3 separate regions of the Homo sapiens genome follow, and all the other regions are linked to region 2. Evidence: chromatin contacts called from ENCODE Hi-C or POLR2A ChIA-PET data. All regions are on one chromosome and are shown on one strand. The core of a region is the stretch at or near the end of the contact, and the rest is flanking DNA. Distances in the headings are between cores, read along the strand shown. Region 1 has its middle 41 kb from the start of ZNF326. Region 2 has its middle 58 kb from the start of LRRC8D. Region 3 overlaps LRRC8B (leucine rich repeat containing 8 VRAC subunit B).

What was found. Hi-C counts contacts between places; a loop is a spot of excess contacts on that map. ChIA-PET counts read pairs that join two places held with the same protein, here RNA polymerase II (POLR2A). Pooled maps may share reads with other maps.
Region 1: a pooled map shows a loop between it and region 2 (7-fold over the local background). The contact joins two enhancer-like sites. A Hi-C loop is called at or near these places in 2 of 37 single-sample maps with no recorded cell type and 6 of 50 pooled maps. POLR2A ChIA-PET finds 5 or more read pairs at or near these places in 5 of 52 experiments (CD8-positive, alpha-beta memory T cell, GM12878, MCF 10A and 2 more).
Region 3: a loop to region 2 is called in a pooled map, with 2.2 times the contacts of the local background. The contact joins two enhancer-like sites. A Hi-C loop is called at or near these places in 4 of 50 pooled maps. POLR2A ChIA-PET finds 5 or more read pairs at or near these places in 6 of 52 experiments (CD4-positive, alpha-beta T cell, OCI-LY7, activated CD4-positive, alpha-beta T cell and 3 more).

The regions. Positions count from the first base shown.
Region 1 is chr1:89,951,309-89,956,104 of GRCh38, reverse strand. No RefSeq gene overlaps it. Among named protein-coding and RNA genes, the nearest start is that of ZNF326, 41 kb to the left of the region's middle. Within about 2 kb of position 2,689, at least 5 of the 41 ENCODE cell types and tissues checked have a DNase peak (open chromatin) inside an H3K27ac peak, as active enhancers do.
Region 2 is chr1:89,760,320-89,765,307 of GRCh38, reverse strand. No RefSeq gene overlaps it. Among named protein-coding and RNA genes, the nearest start is that of LRRC8D, 58 kb to the left of the region's middle. RefSeq lists an enhancer at 2,074-2,574. Within about 2 kb of position 2,192, at least 19 of the 41 ENCODE cell types and tissues checked have a DNase peak (open chromatin) inside an H3K27ac peak, as active enhancers do.
Region 3 is chr1:89,545,542-89,549,878 of GRCh38, reverse strand. All of the region lies in intron 1 of LRRC8B (leucine rich repeat containing 8 VRAC subunit B), which reads right to left. It overlaps LOC124904216 (a long non-coding RNA gene), which reads left to right. Exons shown (of 3, transcript XR_007066214.1): 3 at 3,345-3,748. Among named protein-coding and RNA genes, the nearest start is that of LRRC8B, 23 kb to the right of the region's middle. Within about 2 kb of position 2,046, at least 7 of the 41 ENCODE cell types and tissues checked have a DNase peak (open chromatin) inside an H3K27ac peak, as active enhancers do.

The DNA.
Region 1 (4,796 bases), core at 1,440-3,939, 190 kb before region 2:
TCTGTCTCAAGAAGAAAAAAAAAAAGAAAAGAGTCTGCCACCTAAAGGCATTTAATTAGCATTTGTGAAAGAAATAGTAGTCCAGTTGGTAATTTCCCCACTGCTTGCAAGACCTCACAAAAGGCCTTGTAATAAAAACAATTAAATCTCATGTGACCCAGGTGTGTCAGGAATGCCTTCCTATTCTGCTATGTGGATGAGTTTTGCTAGTTTTCAAGGTTTAGTCAAGGCAAAGGAGATAGCTTGTCTCCTACGATTAGCGAGTCATCTGCTAGCCTGTGGAGGGACAAACAGGTACGATACTCCTTCGTCACTCATCACAATGGTCATGGCAGACACTTCTATAACAAAAGACAAGTTAGCAAGAGAAAAGCATGACAAATTTATTTAACAAAGTTTTAAATGACATGGGAGACTTCAGAAATGAAGAACCAAAGACCCAGGAAAAGCTGGGTATTCTTATGCTTAGGTTTGCTGACAAATGGACAGTCACGTAGAAATGAGATTGGACAACAAGGGTATGCTGCAATAATGGTAATCAACTGAGGGGAATGCAGCAAGGCCTGTCTGTTCTGCTTCTTCTTGGCCCCCTATGTAGCTCTGGGTATAGCACAAGACACTTGTCACATGAAGGTCTTCAGGGAAGAGGGGAGAATGTCAGAGAGTGACATTTCTAGGTTTTATGGCCTGCTTCAGGGGAGAGGAGTTAGAATTTCTATGACCCATCTTGAGGAAGACTTATTCTGGTTTTATGAGTTGCTTCAGGGGAGAAAGAGAGTCTGGAGATAGGAGGGTGGGAGAAGGTCGGAAATATGTTGCTTCTGAGGCCCTTGCAATCTCCTTCAGTTCAAAGTACTCAGCATGCCAAAGCACCACACTTTAGGGCACTGTGTTTTGAGCCCCAACACCAGTAAACTCCTCCTTATCTTAGTTATGGGGGGGAGTCTGGCCTGTAACCCTCTCGGACCCATCTCTGCTAGGGACCACCAACTGATCAGGATATTTGTTTCTCAAACACATATGCATCCATTTCCGCAAGCTCAAACACCCTCTGGACACTAATCTTTTCCAAAAAAATGTAGATAAGCATTGCAAAATCATTCGGAAGAGGAGGACCAACAGTTATAACCCTCTCTGAGTAACCTGCTCCCTACGACCATATGAGGAAAGGAGGTGAGCAGACGGGACAAGGACTCACAATTTAGACCTTTACAAGATATCCCAAATGGCTGTTACCTTGCTCTCTGTCTCCTCAGGTTTCTGCTGTCCTCCTCTTCGATCTTCCCTCTGAGATTCCTTTTCTAATGATCCCATCCCTTTGCCTCAGAAATCAGTCCCATTCTCAAAAAGAGAAAGTGGTCCCAGTTGCTGCTGTCTCTTCTTATGAAGTGCAAAGATGAATGCCTTGGGCTTCTGCTGAGTGTTAAAGGCAGATTCCCTTGGCTTATCCTTCTGCTGACTCTAAAGTGGGAGGAATGTGGCTACCCCTGTAGTGGAACTTCTTGAAATGCTTTTCCCCCTTGGGCAGTGAGGGCTGATGGCTGAGGCCAATTTCCTCCTGAAATACCTAAGGACAAATATTTCCCCATAATCAGTATTGCTCATCTTTCAAAGACAATGGGGGTCAGTAACACAGGAGCAAAGTATTTTTCAGGCTTTTTAAATTTTTGGAGCTGAAATATCACTATGTTGCCCAGAACGGCCTCCAACTCCTGGGCTCAAGTGATTCTCCTGCCTCAGCCTCCTGAGTAGCTGGGATGACAGGCATGTACTCTAGCCCCATGCCTGGGTTTTTTTTTTTTTTCCCAGCATATTAATATGTTCTTCACTTCACCCTATTATATCATTGTGGTAAAGGAGTTTCTGTTGTCTTCCTGGCCCTTTTCAGTTCAAAAGTCTGTCAGTTGAGAATGTTTGTTTACTTCCTACCACAGAGTTTTTTTTATCCTAAAAGCTCTCCCTAGATGGAGTGGGGGTGGGGAGGATCTCCCTTATCCTGCCAAGCAAACTAAATAGAAACTTGAAAGTTTACATATAACTGGAGTGGGGTGGCTCAGATGCCTGTAAACCCAGCACTTTGGGAGGCTGAGATGAGAGGATTGCTTGAAGCCAGGAGTTCAAAACCAGCCTATGCAACATAGCGAGACCCTGTTTTTTCCAAAAAAGACAGAAAGAAAGAAATTAGCTAGGTGTGGTGGCACACACCTGTAGTCCCAGCTCCTCAGGAGGCTAAGGCAGGTGGATCGCTTGAGTCCAGGAGTTCAAGGTTACAGTGAGCTATGATCATGCCACTGTACTCCAGCTTGGGTGACAGAACAAGATCCTGTCTTTCTCTAAAATAAAAATAAAATAAAGTAAAATAAAAACAATAAATAATTTTTAAAAAATTTTAAAGAAGTTTGCATACAGAATTAGCAAGATAATTATAAAGGCTATGTTTATGGATTTGTAATTGCCTAACAGGTTCTTACCCACTGCACAGGTAAATGCAATTCACTGAGACAGTATTATTGCAGTAAAGAGTTTAATTAACACAAGGCCAGCCAAGCAGAACTGAAGTTATTACTCAAATCAGTCTCCCCAGCAACTCAGAGGCCAGGGTTTTTATGGATAATTTGGTGGGTAGGGAGCAAGGGAAGGGGTGCTGCTCATAGGTTAGGAATGAAATCACAGGGGTGTGGAAAACAATTACGTGCACTGAGTCAGCCTCTGGGTGGGGCCACAGGACTGGCTGAAGCCTGAGCCTCAGGTCTGGGTGAGGTCAATCAGTTGCCAGAATGTAAAAATCTGAAAAGTATCTCAAAAGACCAATTTTAGGTTCTACATTAGTGATGTTATCTACATGAGCAACTGGGGAAGTCACAAATCTTGTGACCACATGACTCTGACCACATGACTCCTGAGCAGTAAGGATTATATAAAATATGCCTGTAGTTTAGCAGAATTCAGGCCCCTCCCATAATCTTAATCTTGTGGTCTCTCAGTCTTACAAAGGTGGTTTCAGTCTGTTAATAAAGAGATTACTTTTAGAAAAGGACTATTATCATCTTGCTTTAAAGTTAAACTATAGGCTGGGAGTGGTGGCTCATGCCTGTAATCTCAAGCACTTTGGGAGGCCGAGATGGGAGTATGGCTTGAGACCAGCAGTTTGAGACCAGCCTGGTCAACATAGCAAGACCTCATCCCTATTTAGTTAAAAAAAAAAAAAAAAAGGTAAACTATGACTATATGACTAAATTCCTCCCATGGTTAGCTTGGTCTATGCCCAGCAATGAGGAAAGACAGCCAGGCTGTGAGGCTAGAAGCAAGATGGAGTCAGCCATGCTAGACTGGTCTCGCTATCATAATCTCTGCAAAGGTGGTTTCAGATTCAGGGCCTTGCTCTACAAAATGTCCTTAAAAATATGATGCCTTCAATTTCAGAGGAAATAGTGAGATTTCTAAACAACATGTGACTTTTTGCCTAGGAGCTAAAAGCTTTCAACTCCTCTTCTTCCATCACGCTATCTGCAAGATGAAAGGAACCAATCTACGATTTCTAGCAGATTCTTGGAATTTGTAATTCAACTAATGCCTACCAAATATCTGCCATGTGCAGTACTGGGTGGTGAAAATGCAATTTTGTATCATTTAGGCATAATTCTCATGGTATCTACAACCTTGCTTTGAGCAATAACATACTAGGACAAAGGTTAACACAAATAATATTATTTCTTTTGCCATGTCAACCTAACAGCAAAAGAAGAAAACATTTCTCCAAAATGACTTATCCGAAAGACCCTAAGCCTTACTGGAGATTCTCAAGGAATAAGTCACTGTGGTTCAGAAGTTAATGGAAAAGCATTCCAAATTCCTTCTGTTCTTTCCTTCAATAGTGACTTCACTTAACCTTGATAGTGACAAAGAGACTTCGTCAAGGAAAAACAACTGTGAAAGGAAAAAGGAATTTGAAGAGTAATTCAATCTTAACCATCCTTTCAACTGGAAATTTGAGCTTATAAACAGTGCCAGAAAAATGTGTTAGAGACATAGCTGGAAAAAAAATGTAACTTTTTCTTAAACTCCTGCAAATGACAGAATTAGTCATAGGAATCAAAAAGGGAACAATCTCTGAGGGAGAAACACTGCTATTTCACTAGTGGGTCTTCAGAAATACCCTAACTTTCCACTCATCCCTGTTCTAAGAAATCATCTACCTCCACTGGAAAATTCCAGGCATAGGCAAAATAGTCTATTTAACTTGCATTATAATGTAAAACATCATTTGCCAGAGTAGTTACATCGCTTATCCAGATATTCTTTTCTTACCTAACACATTATTACCAAAAATATTCTAAAGTCTTAGATGCATTTGCCCTTCTCTCTTCATTTTAACGTCAGATTCTAAATGAAATTTGCATCAGCATACATACAAATGAATGTTTTAGAAGTTAAGTTATTCTTCATAATTTTCTATTTGTCTGAAATACAAGTTGTTATTTTTGTTGTTGCTGTTTTACCTCTCAGGAAATGGTGTCACCTGGTATGTGTTGATCAAAACATAAATCTAGTTGACATTCTTGATTTCTCTTTCTCACCTTCACTTGAACCTCCCAGGTTCCAGCGATTCTCCTGCCTCAGCCTCCCAAGTAGCTGGGACTACAGGCGCCTGCCATCATGCCCGGCTAATTTTTTTTGTATTTTTAGTAGAGATGGGGGGGTCTCACCATGTTGGCCAGGCTGGTCTCGAACTCCCAACCTTGTGATCCGCCCGCCTCAGCCTCCCAAAGTGCTGGGATTACAGGCGTGAGCCACCC
Region 2 (4,988 bases), core at 943-3,442:
AGTTTAGTGAAATGATTAAAGTAATTAAGATTATTATATGTGATATGATTAGATCATAAATTATATGATTATATAGCTATATGAGTAGGTGACTAATATATAAGTATATATCTTATTATATATTATATAACATATTATATTTACAGAACCGACCAAAATAAATCTGACAAAAAGTACTCCTTTTTGTTGGATTTGCAATTTGTTGGATTTATATACAAGAGTAAAATAAAGTATTTTTAGCTTTAGTAGATACTCTCTAAAAGATTTCCAAAGTAGTTGTACCAAGTTACACTCCCATCAGCAAATTATGAGAGATTTATTTGCCAATGGTTGGCTTTGTTATATATATTATTTTAGAAGGTAGTAAGGAATATGGTATGTGCTATGGAAAAGGAGAAGTTGGGCAAGATAAAGGGGATTGGAAGTACTGGGGGAAAGTAGAGCAGTTTGAAATTTTAAATATGTGGTCAGGATTGGCTTTTATTTATTTGTTTTTTTGACAGGGTCTTGCTCTGTTGCCCAGGCTGGAGTGCAGTGGCATGATCATGGCTCACACTGCAGCCTCAACCTCCCAGGCTCAAGCAGTCCTCCTGCCTCCCAAGTAGCTAGGACTATAGGTGTGTGCCACCGTCCTCTACGAAAAATATATTTTGTATTTTTTGTAGAGATGGGGTTTTGCCGTGTTGCCCAGGCTGGTCTGGAACTCCTGGGCCCAAGCTGTCTGCTGCCTTCACCTCTCAAAGTGCTGAGATTACAGGTATGAGCCGCCATGCCTGGCTGGCTTTTTTTTTTTTTTTTTTTTTTTGAAGGTGACAACTGAACAAAGTCATGAAAAAGTAAGCGAAAGAGCTATGCAGGTATGTGAGGAAAATATTCTAGGTAGAGGGAAAAGCCAACACAAAGGCTATTAATAAATTGCTGGTGCTTTCCAGCAAAAGCAATTGGTCATTGTGGAAGAAACAGAGTGAACAAGGGAGAAAGGTATGGGAAATAACATGAAGGGGGAAAAGAGCCAGATCATGTAGGGCCTCCAGGACATGGTGAGTGCTTTGGCTTTTACACCGAGTGAAATAGGGAGCTACAATAGGGGTTTGAGCAGATGAGTGACATAATCTGATTTACACTTAAAAAAATTCTGGTGGCTAGATTAAAAATAACTGTGGGCAGGAGCAGGGAGATGAATTAGTCTATTGCAGGAGGTGACAGTAGCTTTAACCAAAGTGGTGATAGTGGACGCTCCAGGCAAATAGGGTGTCAAAAGCCGAGGTGCAGAGATGGAAAGTTCAGTTCAAGGCCGGTATCAGAACTGTGAGCAAACCAGTTGTCTTTCTAACGGGGGAAGGAAAATGACAGCTGCCATTTATTGAACATTCACTATGTGGCAAGCATTGTGCTAAATTTGATACTCCGGCGACCTCTTTTAGTCTCCATGACAACCCTGTAAAGACATTTAGAATTTAGAACCTTTCATACAGTTCCATGACTAAAACGTAGCACACCTGGCATTCCAACCCTTCATTTCATTCTACTCTAGCACTAAAGCTAGAAGGGAAGCTTGAGGCCACATTGTGGAGTGCCAAGAGGTTTGAACTTTTGCCTGGTTTGAACTTTTACCTTCTTAATCTTTTCCCCGCATCCCCACATTTGAGGACAGGACACCTCCAGGAACTGCAGCTCAGCAACAGGGGTTCAGCGTGAGCGCGGCCTGGGGAGGGTCATCGCCTTTTTGGGGAGTGTGGGGAGAAACGCGGCTCGCCTTGTCGTGGCTGGCGATACGCCTCTGCAGGAAGGGTGTGTCTCCCCGCTTGAGGATTCTCCCTATAGATAAAGAGGAGACTCAGCAGAGCCTTAATTAGAGATCACAGAGGACTGACAACGAGCGTCCGGAAGACGAATTGGCAGCGAGGTGCATGGATTCGATACAGAAGCTGGAGATAGAGTCCAGCTAACAGACCACTGCAGTTCGACGGAGCCAGAGTGAGGCAACGAGGAGAGATGTCGGGGAAGGAAAGGGGATGGGACTTGGGGACTGGAGCGGCTCGAGAGCGACGGAGAAGGGGGCGTTAGGCTCTAAGGATTCTCTTACTGTGCCTCCTCCCCGTGTCCTCGGGTGGCGGCTGCGCAGCCCTCCAGCCCTCAGAGCTGCCCTGCAGCACCTTGGCCACTAGGAGGCAGGCCCGCCTTATCTGGAGCCCCGGCCGCCGCTCACTCCAGGGAGGGCTGCGCTGCTGCTTAAATTCCAAGTCAGGCCAGCCCCTGGAACGCTTAATGGGAGCTTAGATTTAGAACAGTTGATTTTCATTGAGACGGAAATTTGGACAGTCTCCCACTTGATTGAAAACGGCTAGAAACAAGGCTTACGGTAGAGCAATGAATGCCAGAGTGCAGGCGCCGGTGCCCAGGCGGCCCGGGGAACAGGAGGGCCGGAGGAGGAAACAGCTGCCTGCAAAACACCAGCAGCGCCCTTAATTAACACCAGTGCTGGCCAGGGGGATTGTGCTTCCGGAAATTCCCAACGTCCTTTCCCTGCTTGCCCAGGGCCATTCCATTATACAGTTTCAGACCAGTCCCAGGTCTGAAATGGAAAGAGATGTTACCCTAGATGCCCGGAGACAGCGGGGCCGCAGAGACCTCGCACAGCCGAATAGCAGTGGAGCAGGTGTGTGTGTGTGCATGTGCATGTGTGCACGCTGTGAGGGTGTGGTGTGTGTAACATGCTCCCATGTGTCCGTGTGCCCGCTCTGCAGGGGGAATGTTAATGTTTGATTGTTGTTTGGCTTCAGCCCAAAAGAGAAACAAATAATGAGGTGAACGGAAATGAGCTGGAGTCTCTGCTTTCACCGCTAATTAGTCCCTGCTCGATTTTGACGAAGAAGACATACAATAGACACAAGTGAGCAACGAATGAGAAACTCAGGGACCTAGGCTGGGGAAAGGGCGTCGGGTGGGGGGTGTGTGGGCAGGGCTAGGAAGGGAATCTCAGAAGCCAGTGTGCCTGGATCAGGCCGACAGGTCATTCCCACCCTTAGATGAAAATCTGCGCATTATTCCATCTTGGCTGGCATCTCTTATGGGCTGGCCTTCATCTTACTAACGCCATTTCACTTTTTGAAGGGTTGACAGTTACCTTCTTCACCTTCCCCTGGGCAGTTCTTTGTTGTCTTTGTCAGGCTGGCCCCTGTCCATATTTCTCAGAGCCCTGGTCACAGCTCTCTTACTCACCAGCTGCTCAGACAAACCCAGCCTTGACCTGGCTCTGCACTTCAGCACGTTGCCTGCTGCTCCTTAGACTCTTCTCTTGCTACCTGTGAAAGGTCAGATGCAAAATGGTGAAGGCAGAAACAGACTGTTTGATGACAAGGTGAGGAAGAGCTGCTGCTCAATATACCTGTGTGTCTATTGATGTGCAAGTGAGCAGGAAAGATGGTGGTAGAAAGTCATGTTAGAGACCTCTGTGGCAGACCCTTCAATTATCAGCAATGCCAAGGGTCCCTGTCTGTGGGGCCCCCACAGGCACAACTCGTATGGGCTCCAGAGACACCATTTCAGCTTGAGAATGTGTCCCCCAAGTTGCTAAAGTATGTGTCCTACCCTCAGAGTACCTGGTCTCTCCAGGGCTCTCATAGCCCCTTGTGAATATATGCCTAGGAGTGCATGCTCCTTGAGCATGAATATGAGAATTATAAAAAAAATTCTTCACCCAGAGCAGGTTCTCCTCAGACTTGTATTCTCGAATGTGTGTGTGAGAGAGGGAACTTCATTTCTTTCACATCCTAATAAATACAGAGAATGGTCACTTCTTAGAAACTGTTGTTCACAGCACTTCTGGGTTGTTGCTAGTCTTTATTCCCTTTCTTTTTGCTTGCCCCTTTAGGGCACAACTGTCCCAGTACAGGTTTTCTTTCTAATGCTGCTCTTCTTTTTTGTTTGTTTGTTTGAGATGGACTCTCACTCTGTTGCCCAGGCTGGAGTGCAGTGGTGCGATCTCAGCTCACTGCAAGCTCTGCCTCCTGGGTTCAAGCAATTCTCCTGCCTCAGCTTCCCAAGCAGCTGGGATTATAGGCGCGTACCACCACACCCAGCTAATTTTTGTATTATTAGTAGAGATGGGGTTTCACGATGTTGGCCAGGCTGGTCTCGAACTCCTGATCTCAAGTGATCTACCCGCCTCAGCCTCCTAAAGTGCTGGGATTACAGGCATGAGCCACCATGCCCAGCATGCTCTTCCTTTATAATTTGGTAGATTGGGCCATGGTGGGAGTTCTCAAACTTTAATAATAATAAAAAAAGTCTCTCAAGGAGTTTGTTTTAAATGCAGATTTCTCAGGTCCTGCCCAAATCTATGGAATCAGAATTTCTGGAGCAGTCCATGGGAATCGGCATTTTACCAATCCCTCTGCTACCTCCTCCTCTAAGATCCGAAGTCAGATGGTTCACAGAACACATATCATAAAACGTGGTGCTGATGGAGGCCTTGGGCCCTTGTCTGGCTTGCTCAGGCTGCTATAACAAAACACTGTAAACTGGATGACTTATAAACAACAGCAATTTAATTCTCACAGTTCTGGAGGCTGGAAGTCCAAGATTGGATTTGGTTTCTGGTGAGTGCTCACTTCCTGTTTCCTAGAACAGTTCTTTTCCCCTGCGTCCTCACTAAGTGAAAAGGGAAGATAAGCTCCCTTGGGCTCCTTTATAAGGGCACTGTTCTCACTCATGAGCCCTCCATTTCATGACCTAATCACCTCCCAAAGGTCCCACCTCTTAATACCATCACCTTGGGGTTTAGATCTCAACATATGAGTTTTGGAGAGACACAAACATTCAAACAAAAGCAGTCCTTTTCTTAATTTTGAGAGTTATTTATATATTTTAGACTCAAGACCTTTCTTAGAGATGTAATTTCTAAATATTTTCTTCCTGTCTGTAATTTGTCTTTTGATCCTTTGTCCAAGGTCTTTCACAGAAGTTTTTAATTTTGATGAGATCCA
Region 3 (4,337 bases), core at 797-3,296, 220 kb after region 2:
CTGTTTTTGCTGAAGACTTGGGCCAATGTTGGACTTAAAGACCTGCACTTGGTAAAATTTTAAAAGTTATTTAAAATAAATAACTCAATGCAGCCTCAGTCCATCTCCCATATAAAAGAACTCATTTAATACCTTCCTTCCAGAATATTTCCATTTAAAGTTGGGACAATTTAGTTTTTTATGAAGATGACTGAATTCATTAAAAGTTTATATGTTCGAAAACACCCACATATGCAAATCCGCATCCACATAACTACAAAACATCTCTTCAAATGACTTCTACTTGATTGTCCAACTGGAGATAAATAGAATTGGAAGCAATCAAAGACATTCTTTTTAAAAATAACTTGCAGCCTCCCTATTGCAGGTGCTCATTGTCTTCCTGATCATGAACTGTCAACTCACTAACAAAACATAAGGGCATATTTTTCATTTCACTTCAGTGTTAAAGAGCTGCTCCCTTTCCAAGCTACTTCATCTTTACTTTGTTCTCTAATGGTTGTAGAGATAGTGAATATATTTAGCATATCAACAGGGTTAATAGAAACATGAAGGAATTTCTGATGTGGTATGTGTTGTATTTTTATAAATACCAATCTCCTCTCTTTGCTAGCTTTGATAGAGTTGGAAAATGTTATCCTTTGGGAATTTAATTTTGAAGAACTGCTCTGGTTTTGTTTTTCCTACATTATCTGTCTCCGTTTAATGTACTATATACTTATGTTGTTTATCACTTTTCTCTGCACAGTAAGCAGTAAGCTCTGGTAGCACAGGGCTTCTATTTGTAGGGCTCACTGTGGTATCCCATCACCTAGCCCAGATAGTAGGGGCTCAGTAAATAGTTTTTGAGTGAATAATCACAAGTCTGTGATTATCTCACTTCAGGAACTTAATATGTCCTTTTTTCTTAGCAATCACACCCCAATCTTCATGCTCCAACTTAATTTGGAACTATGACTTCTATTGTATTTATACGCCTCAAACAAACTCTCAGAATGTATGTTGTGGTGGGACCCTGCAGAGCCCTGAAGGGTATTGGTACAAAGGAATTAACATGGGAAAAACTGCAGCAAAGTGTCAACAAAGGCTCCCAGTTTCTCCAGGTGATTTTTCTGTCCAGCTCTGTCTTATGAGGAGAAGTTATAATGATCTTTCTCCTACACACACTCTTCTGACTTCTGGCTTCCCTGATCTCAATTCCTATTTGCAGTATCTGTTTCAGCCCAGGGTGAAACAAAACTGAGGGGTCAAAACAAACCTGAGTTTGCATCTGCTGTTTTCATTGCTTGAGGCTTTGAATTTTTTTGTCGTTACCTTAAGAGAATAAGCCTGTATTTCTACACAGACCAGAAACTCACATTAACTTAATATTATAAGACAGAATAGACTACTTTCCCCCTCAAGGTTCTGATTGTCCTTCTCTGTCCTCATTATAAAACCTAATAATTTCCTCACTACTCTGTTTGATGGGATAATCATAGTGACCACTTGCATTCATTACACAACATAAATATTTTTCCATGTCAACTGGATTTAGTTTGTATGCATTATTGCATAATCAAATCCAAGGAGAAACTATTACCATACTCCAAATTGATATTAAGAATGAAATTAAAACTTCAAACTTAAAAAAAAGATGTATTCTGAGTAATTCATGCTATAGCTTTTCCATTTGATGTCTAAATATATGCTAGAAAAAAATATAGTTATTTTGTGCTCTTTGTGAAATGTAATCAATATATAATCTAAGCGAGAACTTTTAAAATCATTTGGATTAGGACTAATTTAATTCATAGGCCAATAATTCCAAACAAATCACTTATATCAGCCAGGCAATATTTAGAAAGGCTGTCATCATCTGCATAAAAGACAATTCACTTGACAGCACTCCTTTTTTGGGCAATGACTCAAATCAGCTAGACTGAAAATAAATCTAAAGGGTACACAGCTGTCATGTAGCTGCAAGTAGCCTTCTGAGCAATTACTTGATTCATTTTTCCCTATTTGTACAACTGGTTTTGCAAACAGGATTGCAATCCAACAAATGAATGCCCCGCACCCCCTCCCCTCCCCGCCCACTATGAAGAAAGCTTTTTGCTGTCCTTGGGAAGGCTCTAGTGGATTCCTTTGCCCTGATGGGCATGATAAACTGCACATGGTGGTTTCTTGATTTTATTTAATGAGAAACAGATCTTTAAAATCAATGACCTATGTGAACCATTTACAAAATAAGTGCTCCAAAATTTGAGAATATGATTTTATCAAAGGAATGTTGGCATCAAAGTTTGAAGGAAAGACAGGTGCCAGACTGGATTGCTATCTATGTCTACTAGGTACAGGCAATTTATTTTCATTGTAACATTCCATAATTGCTGTTTTAACATTTTATTATGGAAAATTTTAAACATACACAAAGGTTGAGAGAGTGGTGCAATGAAACCCATCTGCCCACCACTCTGATTCAACACCACAATACTCACCCTCATTGGATTATTTTGAAACAGATTCTAGATATATTCTGTCTTATTTCAGTATGGATCTCTAAAACAGAAAGAGTCTTTAAGATATAACCATAATATCATAATAATATCCAGTGGCATGCTGGTAAATATTTAACAACCAGGTTTCTGAGAAAAAAAAAAAAAGGACCCTGGTTCTTTGCCATTTTCCATGATTCCCACCATGGCCAATTTCAAAGTACCAACATGATGTCACTGAATGTGGAGTTGAGAAGAGATGTGTCACACATCATTATACAGCACTTCTACTCTGCAGATACCTTAGACATAAATAACCTTAAGAGCATAGATAACAACAAATTATAGCAAAATAATTAGGAAGTGAGAGTTTTGAGTATTTATTTTACTTTTAGTACTTTAAGTTTGTACAATTTAGTTTTTAATGACTATGTTTAACTAGCTTGAAAATTCCTATAACACAACAATCAGTTTTCACAAGCTTATGTGTGTCAGCTCTAGAATCATTACTGAATCATATACAAATAATTAACAATTCCTTAATATTATCAATTAACCAAATTTCTGATACATCTCTTGTCTTTTTTACTTAGCTATAGAGAAATAGCTTCAGCAAGAAGGAGGAGGAACTTTGCTTCAGAAAGCTACACTGAGGGCTCCTTTCTGGGTATAGCTCAGTCAGCTGTTAGTCTGTTGCCAGGAGGTTGAGTCAGATGCCTTTGTGATTATGTACCTTCATATCACTAAGGAATCACAGCAATGTGTTTAATTTGCTTTTTATTGCCTATTCTTTGGCTCTCAAAAGACAAAGAGTTTGAAAGGGAGTAGTAGAGAGACTTGGAAGAAGGGAAAATACATCTATTCCAGGTAGACAACCATGAGCTGATGGAGTGTTCTGACAGAAAGAAGATGGCTAAGAAGATGTGAGTTACTCTTCCGTGCTTGATATATCCCACCATTGAAACTTGGTTCGCAAAAAGTCCTCTTTAAATGTGCCTTCCAGAACTGAATATGGCACATTAGATCTGACACTCCTGAAGCAGATGGTAAAGTGGAGTTACTGCCATTCTTGATAAGATGCCAACACTGGACTGCAACTCCACTTTGGGCTCACAGTCAAGCAGAACTCAAGTCCAACCAATGAACCAGTGCCTACTAGCACTCACCAAGGCTCCACAGCATACATTCACAAATCCTCCCCCACCATCAAATTTGGTACCAGGCCGCTTTTCCAACCCTTCCTACTATGCCTTTGAACATGCTCTCTATTCTGATAGGCTAGCCTAACCTATTGTTCAAAAAACACATAATATACCATTTTTATTAAAAAAAATTCTTACTATGGAAATTTTCTAATGTATATAGAAGTATGAATAATATTATAAGGGTCCCCCATATACCATTTACCCAGCTCCAACAATGATCAATTCATATCACACCCATGCCAGGTGTCTTGAAGCAAATCCTGGATGTATCGTTTCATCCGCAATGATTTCAGTACTGCATACATTCTTTCCTATACACCTCTGCTCAAACATTTCCCGTCCACCCCCTTCTTCAACTTTCCATATCTTATCACATCCTGCAAGCCTCACCTCCTACGATGTTTCCACTGAACTTGTGAGTCATATGCCTTCTTGGGACATCTGTCTTATTGTTGTCTTCTTGTTCTTAACTCTTAAGTTGAACACTCACTGTCATTGGCCTTGAAAGCAGGAAACCTCTCTCACCATACATATAGTGCAAGAATTCACGTTTAACAGGGAAAGAACCAAAGGATATCCAATTGGTTTTATAGAGTTTATTAAAATTTGACACAACAATTTTATTCAGCATATTAACCAAATTCTGTATGTGGGA